Linked DNA regions of Mus musculus: region 1 is linked to region 2. A link is a loop called in an ENCODE intact Hi-C map of the cell type or tissue named here. Cell type or tissue: left cerebral cortex. All regions are shown on one strand.

Region 1 (8,000 bases), 160 kb after region 2:
GTCCCAAAAGAAAACACAAATTCTAACTAAAATGTAAACAGGCAGGGAAATTTGGCAAACAAATTCTACTCAACTGTCCAGCAAACATGAAGACTACCTTTGAAGCCACACAACAGTTGAACTTCTGTTTAGAACCTTAAACACTATGTATCTCCATATAGTTCCAGGCAAAGCTCCACAAGAAGCACACTGGATCATTCGTATGTCTGATCTACCCAAGGGAGTGCTGACTGATAAGCAAACTTTACCCATTAATTTCATAGCATCACTGAAATTTCCACTTGGTTGGGCAGAATGAAAGCATGTGTCAGTAGGCGTTAACATTCCAAAGGCCTGGTAAGGAAATGCAAGTCAAAAAAGTTCCTGTTGCAGCTAATGGGTTCTGACTCCTTAACATCCCCTCAAATATTAACTCATTTTACTAAGAAACAGACAGCTGAATATACATGTAATAACATACAATCAAATAAAATGACTGGTTTAAAAATGAATTCTCATGTATCTACAGTAGATCAAATCATATACTAGAATACTGAGCCTAGTTTACAAGTTACAGTAAGGCTAGACAGCAAGTTCCACATATAAGGTGGAAGCTTCAAACCGGTAAAAAAAAAAAGCTTCTCACTGTCGGTACATGTGCTGGCTAGTATTGTCAACTTGAAAAGGAAATCTCAAATGAAGAATTGCCTCCAACAGACTGGCCATGGGTCGCTTTCTTGTTAATTGATGTAGGAGGGCTCAGCAAACTGTGACAAGTGCCATCCCCAGCAAACTGTGACAAGTGCCATCCCCAGTAGGTGGTCTTAGTCCAGGCAAGAAAAGCAGCTGCAGGTGAACCTGGGAGCAAACTAGCAAGGAATCGGCATCTGCCCACAGTCTCAGCCCATGCCTTAAACTTTGCCTTGGCTTTGCTCAGTGATGGATTCTGATCCAGGAGTTCTAAGATAAAATAAGCTCCCCAAGGCTGATCTTGGCTAGTTTTGTATAAATGAGAAGCAAACCAGGATAGCAACACAGCAGAAAACCAGTAACAGCACACAGATATTATAAAATGAACATTTTAAACAATGATCCATACATTATAAACTCAACATAACCAATTCCAGAGAGCAGTCTATAACTTGGCCTCCATTTCCATATCATCAACTTCTTGTACTTTAACAAATCTCTATCAATCTGGAAATCACTAAAGACAACAAAATAAACTATAAAGTTAGGCTTGGCTTAAACAGCTCTGTGACAGTTTCCACAGGCATGCATCTTACTCATTAAGAAAAAAATATAACTACATTTTGGTCAAATCTACAAATGTAGTAAAACTGTAAACATAAATTTCTGTGACCCCTGACACCCAAAGATGACACTTAAATCTGAGGACTGAAGAGCTGTATTTGCTTAAAGAAAAGTTTAGGGCTGGCGAGATGGCTCAGTGGGTAAGAGCACTGACTGCTCTTCCAAAGGTCCTGAGTTCAAATCCCAGCAACCACATGGTGGCTCACAACCACCCGTAATGAGATCTGACACCCTCTTCTGGTGTGCCTGATGACAGCTATAGTGTACTTACATAAAATAAATAAATCTTTAAAAAAAGAAAGAAAAGTTTAAGTCGCATCTGTTTACTGTTTTTTGTGCGAGCACACAAAGCTCCTTGCCTCAGCCTGAGAGTATGGGTAAGAGGACAACTTGCAGGAGGAGTTAGTTCTCTCTTTGTATCATGTGGGGCCTGGAGATGCAACTCTGGTAGTCAAGCTTACTGGCAAATGCCTTTGTCTCACCGCCTCTACAAGTACTTTTTCATATTTGTCTAGACTAAGAGTGATGGAGTAATCCCACATTATTGGGAATAAACTCGAGAAAAAGAAAGAAATGAAATAAGTGTCTGTGTGTGTTGCATGACACAGCTACCAACCTGGAAAGAATAATGGCACCTCGGTTGATGCTGGCCCAGGACTTGAGGTTCTTCATACCAACACGCTCTACAAGGGTTTTTGCAAAACAACCTGCAAAGTAGACTGATACTTAGTGGGCGCCACATGCATATCCCCTTAAGTTAATATAAACACTAAAATTCTAGTATAGATCGAGCACTGTGTTAATAAAGCCAAGTTTCTTAACTCTGATGCAACTTCTAAACTATCTTTTAGCAATAATTACCCAAGAAAAACAAATTATTTTTAAAAAGCTTATTTGATCACATCTGTACTTTTGTAATATTTAATGATTTAACCTTGACCAGCAAGTAAATGTTTGACAATATCACTTTACCTGTAGCCAAAATTAGTTCCTACAGAAAAAAAAAATTAACTAGAAGGGACCAGTAACATGGCTAGTGACTAAAGAATGAACATTTTGGCTTACTCGTGGCAATTTCTTTCTACAATGATTTCGTAGCCACCATAGCCTGTTGTCCCAGCTCTGGAGGCTGAGGCAAGAAGACTGCCATGGGTTTCAGGCTATGTGATTCCTCCATCCCAAACACCGTTCATCTGTAACTCTCTTTCCAAGGCCTTAGCCTGTTGTTCCCTGTACCCTCTAGGTGCAGCTCATTCTCAGCCAGTGACTGGGGTTTGGGAAGGAAAGGGTGACCTATGCTGATGGCAACAATCTCACGTAGGTACTGTGTACATATAATAATTCAAAGACACGCATGGAGCACACTTAGCTCTTGTGGTAAACAAGGACAGCTAGTGAGGCTGTTTGCTTTCCAAAGGTGATAAAAACAACATGTTCTCCATGGTGTGCATTTCTAGATGCTGCCAGTCCCCCATTAAGGGTAGAATCTAAGTCTTCTGTTGAATCTGGGTGGTCTCATTGCCTGGACCAACAGAACAGGGTAGAAGTGAGATGAGATGACATCTAAGGACTAATCCTGAGGCCTAAGCATACGTGGGCTGTTTCCTTGGGACGCTCAATCTAAGCACCAACACCCGGGGCTGAGGACCTCAACTCAGACTCCTAGAAACTATGTATGGCTGGAGCTTGTTATTATTATATACCTAATATTCCCAGGTGGGATGAGATGTGGAAACAGGGCCCCTAGGAGCACAGGGGCCAGCTAGCCCAGCATATGGAGTGACAGATCACAAAAGACAAGCTCTGTCTCAAACAAGGTACACTGACAACTGAAGCTGTCCTCTGCACTCTACACATGTGCCACGACATGCTATGTCCATAGTCATACACATACATGCCATAAATAAAAGAATAAAAATAAATAAAAAACAATTAACCACCATGATGTGTGCAGGCCCAAGCAGTCTAGGACGAGGAAGTGCGGCTAACACTGGCGGCCCTGTGGTAGGATGAGGAAGTGCAGCTAACACTGGCAGCCCTGTGGCTGGGCCAGCAACACTGTGTAAACTCCAGTGCCCAACAAGGAGCCTTGAGAGGTAGGGAGAAACAAGCTCCACTAAAGCCGAAATCCTGCTCAGTGAACCACTAAGCCGAGGGAGCTTGTCACACAGCAATACATAACCCGGATAACAGACACTTATTCGTGCTTGAAACAACAACCACTCCAAGCCCACCAGCCATGGTTTAGGGCTTTTGGTGTCTTAATTATAAAAAAATCATTAGAAAAATGTTTGGAAATTGGTAACTTGTCAAACTCACCTAAACAGAGCATCAATGTTTCCAATAATGAAATTGCGGCAGAAACCAGTCCCAGGTCTTTATGTGACAGTACCACCCTCCGCCCTCCACTGGAAACTGTCTCCAAAAACAAATCCATGACCTCAGCTCAAAGCTTTTCCAGCCACCGTAACAGCTCATGGTATTTGCATGGTAGGCAAGCAGTCTACTAGTGAGCTGTAGCCAGCCCTTGACATTTAATCATTACTTACTTATTCACAGGCACGATTTCCACATACTTGGCAAATAGTACCTGAACCTAAATGGTCAGTATAAAGTCAAGGAATGCAAAAACTCCATGTAACACACACACAAAAGATAAGCTGCACAGCCTACCTTCCTTTCCGCTTTCTTTCATCTTTTTATCTTGCTCTAGTAACCATTTGAGAACCAGATGTCCTGCAGGATGCTCAGCAACATGAAGCTACAAGAGAACCCGACACGTTATTGCAGAAGCTAGTAAATATCTCTGGTCCCTGAGCCTATCTTTACCCCACGTGTAGACACAGATGTGGTTACGTTTCAGTTTTAAGAAATCTTAACCCAGGATGCCCATCATATACCTAGGGTGCAACAAGCAGCAAAGTAGAAGATCATAGCCCCTACAAGGTAGTGCAGAAATTAGTTTGTTTGAATAGCAACATACAATGCTCATCTAAAAAATCAGGTAATCTGTCCACTCTTCCCATGGCAACATTGTTCTAAGATACAAAGAAATCTCTGGGGAGAATGCTACATGGCGTTTAAATATTATTCTCTACAGTGACCTAATCAGCAGGCCAAGAAAACATTCTGCAGCTTGCTTGCTGGCCCTACCAACTGTTCCCACAGTAACAGTGGTCTCCCTTCATTTAGGATGAGAACCAATGAGCACTATTTCCATAGAGAGCAGTATTTCATCACATTCATCTGTCTGCTCCAGGAAGGCAGGGGTCTGAGCTTCAGCTGACAGTCCACTTGTCTCTTCCAATCCACGTTGTCAAAAGCATGCCACATGTCAGACATCAGACACTCAATACCAGAATCAAGTGCGGGTGGGGATTAACACTGCTGAGTGCCAGACTAGACCCATGGCTAAAGGGAATTAGACATGGAATGAATAACTGTGCTGTGAAAAAGATTCTAACTACTTACTCAACAGGTAGCCCCAACTTGTTTCCTCTAAAGGCTCCACTGTGGTCTCCGGGGCTACATCCTCAAGGCTTTAAGTAACCCTCGCCATCCAGTCACTCTTGCTAGACTGGTGTGGACGCAGGTGTGCCTCAGACCAATTTTCGCTAATGACATGGCAGGAAAGCCTGGCTAGAGATGGTCTTCCCTGACAAGAAAAGGCCTCCTTGCTCTTGCTTTCCTTCCTGCCTGAGAGCCTGATGTGAGCAAGTGCTGCGGCTATGGAAGCTGGCCTGAACTAGAACACACAGGGAAAGAGGGCAGGGCAAAGGAGCCCAACAGGGGAGGCTGACTGCCCTGTGCAGCACACAGCCTTTGTACTGTGACGACTCAGTGCTGCTACCACAAGGCATTCCATTATGTGTAGTTTACTGTCACCAGAACTACATCACTAGTTTAAAGTCCCTTGGACGGAACTAAAATGCAGCTGTTAGCATTCAGCTAACATAAAGGTGTGCATAAAAGTGACACGTACACTTCTGTCCAATGGATTCCAAACTCGAAGGGCAGGGACTGTCATTTCATCTATCGAGTATCTCTTTAAGCATTCCTGACAGATTTATTGCCTTTTCGATTAATGAATGAAAGGCTTAACTTGAACAGCTTATTTTATATCCTTGAGCAATGCCAGCGATCATAATGAAAGGCTATTCTATTTAGCACATAAAGGCTTTTGTGAGACTAACTGACAGTAGAGGTCAAAGATCCAAATAAATAAATAAATAAAATAAAATAAAATTGGTGGTTGCCTGTAACCAGCTGCTAGTTCAGAGCTCCCGGGTCTTACAAGGCAGCACAGGACAAAGGCAGTCCGATCGATCGGCGGCCCCTGCCTTCTGCTTGTGGCCGGCTGATTTGCAAACACGAGTCTTGAGCTCCCAATGCTCCCCTCCTCAGAGCTGCGGTATGGCTCCCTGCAGCCCACGCTCTTCTCCACCATTCTTGACTGAGCTGCTAACCCTTCAGGGCCCAGTGTAGCCTTTTCCAATTCCAGGAAGGCTACCTGGGGACATGCTGTTCTTATACAACCCCTTAGAATCCACAGTTGTCCTTCAGTTTTTGTTTCTATGTTAACTTAAATAATTACTTTCCTTAAATTGCATGTCTTCCGAAAGCTTTGGGGTGCAGCAGAGGACGGTGTTGCCTGCGGTACAGCACTAACAAGGCACACACAATCAGTGAACTTCAGATGCAACGTAGAATCACACCATGCCCATGTAACTACAAACAAGAAGGAACAACTGTTCTGTCTGAGACAGCCTCACCCAGCTCAGTCAGGCCCTCCACTTCATGTGTAGGAGAATGACCTTGAACTCCTATTTCTCCTACCTCAATCTCTCAAGTCTAAAGCCTAGGTTTGTGGTTATGCACCCGGCTGAGTGAGTCTTTTTTAATGAGTCAAACAAAATTAGGGAAGACTTCAAGGAGAACTATGGGCACTGGAATGCATTAGGCTTTGAATGGATGGAGCACAGGACAAACAGCACTTCACACCACAGGAAGCAGCTGCCACAGCAAGCATGGACTACTCTGGAAAGGTAGTGAAGGGGCAATCACAGATAACCATAAGTCATAGCACATGTCTGTAGGCACTACAGGATCTCTGCATTCTGGGGAAGACAAGTGCTACCACCGGCACTCTGAGTTACCGTTTTTAAATGTACTACTGGCATGACTGTTGACCCTCTGCAGAATCCACATCTGGAGATACTATAGGCCCTGGGGCTCTCCTACTATAATCACAGTACATCACCTCTCCGTCCTTGCCACCAGGATGCAGTTCTGCTGCTGCCAAACTGGCGATGGCATCCATAGCAGGCTGAACATCTCCAGTAGCAGATCCCAGCATGTCAGACACCAGCACACATGCAGACTTATCCAGCACCACCTCTTGAGTGTGTCCTTGCAGGTAGCTCAGCAAAGCTGGAGAGATGGACTCCAAGAGCTCACGCCGGCGGATTGCAGTGTCCTTCTTGCTGTCGGAATATGTTGAGTGAGGTGGTAAGCTAAGTGACCAGTCTTGTTATCACAAACCTCCAGGAGCTTATCATAACCCAGGGCACTATCTCCTGTAACTGTCAGTCCTGCCGAGCATGTGGACAGTGAGTGAGTCAAGGGCAGACTAGGTGTCATCTTTCCATCCCCAGGATCTGAACACTATCTGGCATGGAGCAAGACTTCAATAAAGGAAGCTGCTTTCTACACCACAGTCACAAACGAGTAACCAACCATTCCCAATCCTGCCAATCTTCAACCAAGTAGTGGCAAGTCATCATGTGAGACAGGACGTGTTCAGAGTACTTTATAGATGCTCTCAGGACATTTAAGTATAAGATACTGACAACTCTGAAAGTAAAGTAAAACAAAAAGCAAACTATTCACTTGAATGCCTACTGTGTGCCAGGTTCAGCTGTGTTCTTTCAGCCAGATACTGCCATTTCCTTCAAAGTAAGCTCTTGAGACTATGGAATTCACTAAGAAGTCTTAGGGAAATGGAGGGAGAGAGGGAGGCATCTAGAGGATTTCTTGGAGTCATGAGCTGGCCTTCACCTGTGCGCGTTGCCATCACCCTTCTGCAGAAGCTCGATGAGCTCGGGCACCGTGTGGGCGGGGTCTCTGGGGCTCATCAAGTACAAGAGGACTTTCCTTCCGTATTTGTCATTAACTATGCTGGGCAAGGAACTGATGATTTCCTAGATAATGGAAACAAAAACGTCCACTGTTTATTATATTCCCAGAGTTCCGCTGAGATTTGATGGGGATGAAGAACACACCCTGGGTATTTTCCTCACTCCACTCACATCACTTGTGACGTCAATTCTGACATGTCTTATCAAAGCACAAAGAATTACTTTCAGAACTGTTCATTCTCTGCTGTGGTGGCCATTATTGAACAATCTGTTTGAACTAACTGATCAAACCCAAGGACTTTTTAAAGTTAGAAGAGCTACCTCCACTCATTGTGAGTATGGGTCAGGCCGCTATTACTAAGGACAGCACCTACTGCGATCTGAGTGGACAGTCAATCTGCAGGAGACTTAATGTAGCATGAGCCTTGATGAAGCACGGACCTCAGAACCTCCCTGCTGAGCCAGGAGACAGGAAGCTGCTCTGCTAATCACAAAGAGTATGAAGGCTTAGCTAGGTTGCTTATTCATAGCAAAAGAAGGCTGTTTACTGCAGTAAAAAATACACACAGG
Region 2 (8,000 bases):
AATATGCTATTATTAAAACAGGAAGATGATTAGTAATAGGATAATTTGGTTTTTTTTTAAACAAATGTGTAACCAAAAGCAGGGGCCATAGAGTTTGTTACTGAGTAAGAAAAACTTCATGAAGGTACAAATAATTTCTCTTCTCATAGGCTGATATTCAAGAGCAAGTTTCAAAGCCCCAGAGAAAGGTGTGTTGGAATCACACTGGGATCATTTGGAGGCTAAGATGAGGGCAAGTCTGATGATTCACTGCAGTAGAGGCCTGCTCACACAGAATAAATAGGATTGACATAATCCAAGTTTAGGTTTAGGGTATGATTATGAAAATACCTAAGGTTGGACTTTCATTGTCTAGCAAAGAAGTGAACTGTTTTGTCAATGAGTTAGGGTCCTAGACAGAATCTTCAGCCCCATGTTTCAGTGGTGAATGACATGGTAAAAATCAATAGTCAAGGCATATCCCTGCTTTATGGATACAATGAAAGATGTGAAAAGGGGACTTAGGAAGGAAACTGTTCCATAGTAGGTGTCCTAGAGGTAACGCATCTGACCTTTAATGGAATCAGGATTAGGTGACAATATCTGGTATGCCCACTGATATCCAAACATAAGTAAGGGACTAGGAGTAGGCTAACAAATCAACTTAACCGTGCCAAGTAAAACAAAAGCCAGAACTAAGCGTGCGGCAGAACCTTGAAAGAGTAACCCAGTCAAGGTTCTCAGGTACGCTGCCAGGTGGCCTTGCTTGGCGTAGCTTCTAAGGACGGAGCTGGCGAAGGATCTGCCTGGCTTCCACTACCCAGTGTGCCTGTGTACCTGACCACTGAGCCCCAGGTGTTGCACTTCCAGGCAGCACGGGAGCAGCAACTTTGCACTGACCAGTTTGGAGGCTCTTTTGAGACTGTATGTCATCAACAGATATGAGAACATGCCGCATAAATGAAATCAGCTGTGGCGCCCGTTCTACTCAGTGTATCCCCGTGTCCTGGAGATGCGATGGTGAAAATGATTGTGACAATGGAGAAGATGAAGAAAACTGTGGTAAGAAGACCAGTGTGCAGTGGCATATCCCAGAGACCCTTTTCCTAAAGAAAGGCAGGCAAGGGATGCTAACTTAAGCCTGAAGACCCAGTGCCGCTGACCCACTTTGCAGTGGCTTTGCTGTCTGCTCAATATTTGTCCTTCCTAACCACCATAAAACTGTGAAAGGCCTTTTCCTGCTGATTGGCCATTGCCTGGTATGTCTTCCAGGCAGATAGAAGCAATCAGAGAAGTCATCTTGGTGCTTACATTCAGCATAGTTCAGCATAGTACATTTAGCACAGCCTAGTAAGGTTGCAGCGATGTGGGCTTTTGTCTTTTATGACAGTAACTCATGGGCCTTTCTTACAGTGGCTCAATAAAACTAGAAAGTGATGGGACCAACAGACACATTCCTAGGTTTAGTTAGATTAGCTTCTTGGAATAAGGTACATGAGTATGAGACAAACATTTCCACCAACTGGAATCTATGGCTAAGTTAGCTGAGAAACATGACCTATCATGTTGCCAGCAAATACAAAGCCTACCTGACCTTTGTGTTCTATTACGATGCCTATCTCTGAATGCTAGTGCTGTTTCCTATTCTTTCATGCTTATATTCTTGGAAAGTCTAGAATCAAGTGTTCCATGTTAAAGGCGAGGCCCTGGAGAAAATCTGCGGGTTAAATAAACATGACCCTGACTTCTTTCAAACTACTACCCCTTTAAGACCCCCCCCCTATAACCTGAGTTTGATGAGTTTAATGAGGACAGGCTGCAGTAGTATCCAAGGGAGCTCAGGGTCCTTGCAGGTCAAACACTAGTCTGGCAGGTTCAAGTCATTTTGTGATTGTAATACCACTGCACCTAGTCCAAGGAGTTTCACGTTCAGTCACAGACCTGAGCTTCATACTTTGCCATGGTGAGCCCTGGAGCTGCCATACATTTTCCCTCGAAAATCTACACTTTGCTTCCCAAGAGAGTTGTGGTCTCCTGTCCAATTACCACCAAATTATAACCTTGGTATGTTTGGCAGGAATTTAAATCAAAATCTAAACTGGCTACTGTGAATACCTTGTCATCAATAGCATGCGGGGTTGCTAGGCTATGATTCTAGTCCTAGCAGGAACATTTCCTAAAAATAAAAAATAAAAATTATTAAGTTGGTATTCCTAATGTTTATTTAAAAGACTCAAAAGGAAGGAACCATGTAGAGTGTTCTTTGGTTTGTTTCTTTTTGGAGAGTGCCTTATTTTCCATTATACCTTGCCCATATAGCTGATGTATATTCTCAGCTAGTGATATGACTTCAGCTGACATGCAATAGGTTGGTCTAGGTATAAACGCTGCCTTCCAAAATGAAATACCCAAGGCCAGCTTAAGCTTTTGAACACTGTCCCTTTAAGTGTCAGTTGTGGGTCTCATCTCGAATTAGTTTCGAGCCTTCTACTGTTTTCTTGGTCCTTTATTTCTGCTCTTACACATAGTATGGCTGCATCTTATTTTATACTGTGAAACTGTTTTGTCATATTTCAGAAACTCGTTCTCAATATAACAGCACTGTAGCTTTACAATTAGAAAGCTAAAGTTACTCATCGAAGATGAATATATTTGATTTGGTGATGAGAGGCTTGTATGTTGTCTTTTTGTTTGTATGTTTGTTTTTTTATAAGTGCTGATGTACTTTCAATGGGCATCCTCCCTCTAACAGGCAACATAACATGTAGTGCAGATGAGTTCACTTGCTCCAGTGGCCGCTGCGTCTCCAGAAACTTTGTGTGCAATGGCCAGGATGACTGTGACGATGGCAGTGATGAGCTGGACTGTGCTCCACCAACCTGCGGAGCCCACGAGTTCCAGTGCAGCACCTCTTCCTGCATTCCCCTCAGCTGGGTGTGTGATGATGACGCAGACTGTTCAGACCAATCAGACGAGTCTCTTGAGCAGTGTGGCCGTCAGCCTGTGATACATACCAAATGTCCTACCAGTGAGATCCAGTGTGGCTCTGGCGAGTGCATTCACAAAAAATGGCGGTGTGACGGAGACCCTGACTGCAAGGACGGCAGCGATGAGGTCAACTGCCGTAAGTAACTTTCCAGTTCAATTCCATGCGCCAACCGGAAGCCATTTGGCTGACTTCATTCCATCATTGTTACCTTCTTTCGTAGCTTCTCGAACCTGCCGACCTGACCAGTTTGAATGTGAAGATGGTAGCTGTATCCACGGCAGCAGGCAATGCAATGGCATCCGAGACTGTGTTGATGGCTCTGATGAAGTCAACTGCAAAAACGGTGAGGTTCTTTCTCCATTGTGTTTGGTTAGGCTATTGGCTACTCCTGTCAGAACAGCAGTGGAACTTTTCTCCTGTGTTTGAATTTATAGTCAATCAGTGCCTGGGCCCTGGAAAGTTCAAGTGCAGAAGCGGGGAATGCATAGACATGAGCAAAGTATGTGACCAGGAACAAGACTGCAGAGACTGGAGTGACGAGCCCCTGAAGGAATGCCGTAAGTGAGAGGGAGGCTTGCTCGGGGCCAGAGCTGAGAGGTTCCATTCAGCCCTAATGCTGTTTTGGACACAGCTTAGTTCTCTGTTGAACTCAGAATGAGCTAATTTTTAATAGTTAAGCTTGAAGATAAAGTATTTCAAAGTGGAATTTTAGCCCATGACAAACTAACTCAGGGTTGAGAAACCCCTTAAGATAGCTAAAAGTCATAGCAAAACTTGAGTAAATCCTTAATAACTAACTACCATCCAGCCTGAAATGTATATCTCCCAAACACATAATAAAATCTTTGAAAGGCCATCACCAATAGCCGGAGACTGAATGTGAATAAGACAACTATCAATTAAGAATAAGATGTCGCCAGGCGGTGGTGGTGCATGCCTTTAATCCCAGCACTTGGGAGGCAGAGGCAGGCGGATTTCTGAGTTCGAGGCCAGCCTGGTCTACAGAGTGAGTTCCAGGACAGCCAGGGCTATACAGAGAAACTCTGTCTCAAAAAACAAAACGAACAAACAAACAAACAAAAGCAAAACAAAAGAATAAGATGTCATACTAATTTGGACTCTGGGTTTATAAAACAGAAAACAAAATGACCACTAGGAAATTGGGAGGGAGATGTTTGTGCAGCATCTTCAGAGAGTTGGGTGGAGTGTCATGTTGGATATGATCAAAATACATTGTATCTGTATGTGGAAGTCTCAAAGAATAAATCTAAAACATTGTATTCAAAGCAAATAAATAAGCTATCAGATGACTCTGCTACCCTTTTATTCCAGATATCAACGAATGCCTGGTCAATAATGGTGGCTGTTCCCATATCTGCAAAGACCTAGTTATAGGTTATGAGTGTGATTGTGCAGCTGGGTTTGAACTGATAGATAGGAAAACCTGTGGAGGTGAGTTGAAGCAAAGAGCCTGGCCCCTGGCGGACACGGGAAAGGGCAACATACATCTAGTGAGGCATAGGAAGAACAAGACTAATTCTAATTTCCCTCCTAGATATTGATGAATGCCAAAACCCGGGGATCTGCAGTCAAATTTGTATCAACTTAAAAGGCGGTTACAAGTGTGAATGTAGTCGTGGCTATCAAATGGATCTTGCCACTGGCGTGTGCAAGGCAGTAGGTAAATAGACTTGGGCTGGTGTTGCTCTGGTACCTTTTTGAGTTAGTGATTCTAAAAGGTACAGTTGGTGACTGCAGCAGTCAACCTACACATAAAGTCACACCCCAGAGCAATGCTATTAAACTCTGAGTGCAGCAGGATAGCTGAAAATAAACCATCTTCCCACACATCTGCCTTGGTCCTTCCTTTTGCATAGGATACTGTGAATAGTCACCGTAGTTTCTTCCTTTCTGCTTCTAAAACTGAGCACAATTCAAACAAGTAACTTGTTTATCAGCCACCCTACTTTCGGATGCTGTAACCCCAAGACTGCCTTCCTAAACAGGGTGGAAATACTTGCAGGTCCTAGGGGAGGGGAGGGGTGCCTGGAAATCCAGGCTGGATACTACTGAGATGTTCAGCAGTATCTTTACAAGTGGTCCTCTGTGGAGAGGAGATGACTTAGAGGATCTTGCCTTCGAGCAAAACTAAATCAACCTGGCTTATGTCTTGCAGGCAAAGAGCCGAGTCTGATCTTCACTAATCGAAGAGACATCAGGAAGATTGGCCTAGAGAGAAAGGAATACATCCAACTTGTAGAGCAACTAAGGAACACGGTGGCTCTCGATGCGGACATTGCAGCTCAGAAGCTGTTTTGGGCTGATCTCAGCCAGAAGGCCATCTTCAGGTAACTTCCACTTGCACCCCTGATGTCTGGGAATCTACGTCACTGTCATTAGGTCTGTGGAAAGGATTGGAGTATGCATGGGTCTTCTCTTGTCTGTGACTCCTATCTACCATCTACTTAGCTAGGAGTTTTAAATTCAACACTGATTTATTTTTAGCTATTAAATGATCACCAGAAGTTACCTTGATAATCATTGATCATGATGTAAAAGGTGCCTATGCCTGAATATGACATCAGAATTTCTCCCCTTTTGTGGTTGTGAACTGAATTGTCTTGCTACAAACAGAAATGATAGCAGCAGCTTTCCCTCAGTTGACACCGTAGACCCAAGATGATGGCTACTGAGTTGAATATCTCTTTTCAAATTTTGCTGGGCTTTGAGCTCGTATCTAGAGTTCATATCCACAACTAGATAAGCTAAAGTATTACTAATTTTCCATCCCCAAGCAACATGGCTGAATAATTTCTGTGCTGAGCGATGGGGTTCCTAGAGTCTTTTCAGAGTAAAGTCCTTAAACATTTTGTAAGCAGAAAAGTCCATTTTGCAGGGTCCAATGGTGACAACTTTTAAATCTCTTGTGACCTATTCTGTTTCAGTGCCTCAATTGATGACAAGGTTGGTAGACATTTTAAAATGATCGACAATGTCTATAATCCTGCAGCCATTGCTGTTGATTGGGTGTACAAGACCATCTACTGGACTGATGCGGCTTCTAAGACTATTTCAGTAGCTACCCTAGACGGAGCCAAGAGGAAGTTCCTGTTTAATTCTGACTTGCGAGAGCCTGCCTCCATAGCTGTGGATCCGTTGTCGGGGTTTGTATTCTATGTTTTCCTTCACTTAGCCTTTTTGGGTGCAAGCCACAGAGGTTGAGAGCTTTTCTCAAAAAGAGCTCACTTGTCATAAGAATTCCCAGAAACAGAATTAGCTGGTTCAAGACATCAAGGACAGTGTTCATTGCCTGCCCCCCTTTCTCCTTTACACCCCCCCCATTAATTCTCTTTCTTCCCTGATCTCATGTCTCTATTCCTCTCTCTCTCTCTCTCTCTCTCTCTCTCTCTCTCTCTCTCTCTCTCTCTCTCTCACACACACACACACACACACATACACACACACACACACACAATTTATCTTTATAAAGTCTAGGATCTATAAATTTGTTGGCATCTTTCAGTGCTTAATATGATCACCTACAGTTGCCTCCATTTTCCTGAAAATTACTTCTTCTTCTTCTTCTTCTTCTTCTTCTTCTTCTTCTTCTTCTTCTTCTTCTTCTTCTTCTTCTTCTTCTTCTTCTTCTTCTTCTTCTTCTTCTTCTTCTCTATGGCTAACTAAAATTCCATTGTGTACCTGATAAATTTGAATGAAAATATTCTCTTGAAACCAATCATGATACATAATGAATGTGTACTAATGAAAATAATGCTGTGAGTGACAAAATATGGAGCCTCCCTGGGCAGCTCTTGTATGTGATGGGCCCTCCTCCCAGTCTCACTCCTTCTTAAGCCAGCTGTTTGGTGGCAATAGCAATGCTGTAGATTTCATGTAATACATAAACCTAAAGCCATATCTGAACCCTTTATCCACCCAACTTTCTCTCTCTCTCTCCCTCTCCCTCTCCCTCTCCCTCTCCCTCTCCCTCTCCCTCTCCCTCTCCCTCTCTCTCTCTCTCTCTCTCTCTCTCTCTCTCTCTCTCTCTCTCTCTCTCTGTGTGTGTGTGTGTGTGTGTGTGTGTGTTGGGGGGAGGGTTAGAGGGTGGAGAGACAGAGAGATAGATAGAGAGAGACACTTTACTGGGTTAGTTAGCTGTGGGTGCTCAAATCTAGGACTTGCAGGAAATGGGATTTGCATAACCCTGTCCCCTCAACGGCTTCTATTTAAAAATGCAGATTACGTGAAAGTTCAATTGAGAGGAACAGATTTTTGTCAAAATGTTTCACTGAGGCAGGCTGCTTAGATAGTTGACTGCAGTGATCACAATTGGTCCCTATGAATATCATTAGAACATAATCCCCAAGCTCTTCTTATAGAGCTTACAGTAAAACATCTCCTTCGTGGTTCTGAAAGAATGTGCCTTTGAAAAGGAAATGGTACTTTGGACTGATAGTTACATATCAGATCAACGCAGAATAACATGGCTATGACTTGGAAATTATATTATTGTCTCCGATAGTCCTGAGGAGTAGACCTAGAGCCTCACACATGGTGGGCCAAATGTTCTACCACTGAGCTGTGTCTCCAACCCTTGTGAATTCCGACTGTTAAGTTTAATTCACTCAAAACATAATTAGAGTCTTAAGCATCAGCATTTATCTCAAGAGCCTCAAGCTTAAGGGTTTCCTGATCATTCTTTAAGCTTTTGTTCTAAGGTAAAACTTTATTCCTTCTAATCCATTAAGACACTTCTCTGATTTCACTCTTCCCAGCTTTGTTTACTGGTCAGACTGGGGCGAGCCAGCTAAAATAGAAAAAGCAGGAATGAATGGATTTGATAGACGTCCTCTGGTGACGGAGGACATCCAATGGCCTAATGGAATTACACTCGGTATGTATGTCCTTCCCTGTTACTGACTAGTTAACTACCTTTATAATTTTTAAATGCATGCCCGATATAAATTTGAAATGATTCTTCTAGTCCCACCTATAGCAGAAACTTGGGGAGAAAGTAGCTAAACAAAAATGG

The links. A loop is a pair of places that touch in the nucleus more often than their neighbours do. Peaks named below come from ENCODE experiments on the same cell type or tissue, not always from the same donor. Only the 100,000 strongest peaks of a DNase experiment are listed, where the experiment ranks them.
Region 1: a loop joins it to region 2, with 2.2 times the contacts of the local background. A loop is called at or near these places in 4 of 42 quality-filtered maps.

What each region holds. Positions count from the first base shown.
Region 1 is chr19:27,392,329-27,400,328 of GRCm38, forward strand. It overlaps Pum3 (pumilio RNA-binding family member 3), which reads right to left. Exons shown (of 18, transcript NM_177474.5): 14 at 7,351-7,493; 15 at 6,554-6,776; 16 at 3,967-4,054; 17 at 1,910-2,000. Among named protein-coding and RNA genes, the nearest start is that of Pum3, 34 kb to the right of the region's middle. In left cerebral cortex, a CTCF peak has its summit at 3,290; no DNase peak of the experiment used is centred here.
Region 2 is chr19:27,235,322-27,243,321 of GRCm38, forward strand. It overlaps Vldlr (very low density lipoprotein receptor), which reads left to right. Exons shown (of 18, transcript NM_001161420.1): 4 at 919-1,041; 5 at 2,732-3,103; 6 at 3,189-3,311; 7 at 3,403-3,525; 8 at 4,301-4,420; 9 at 4,524-4,649; 10 at 5,145-5,316; 11 at 5,914-6,132; 12 at 7,744-7,862. All of the region lies in intron 3 of Gm35438 (a long non-coding RNA gene), which reads right to left. Among named protein-coding and RNA genes, the nearest start is that of Vldlr, 22 kb to the left of the region's middle. In left cerebral cortex, no CTCF peak of the experiment used is centred here; a DNase peak (open chromatin) is centred at 4,790.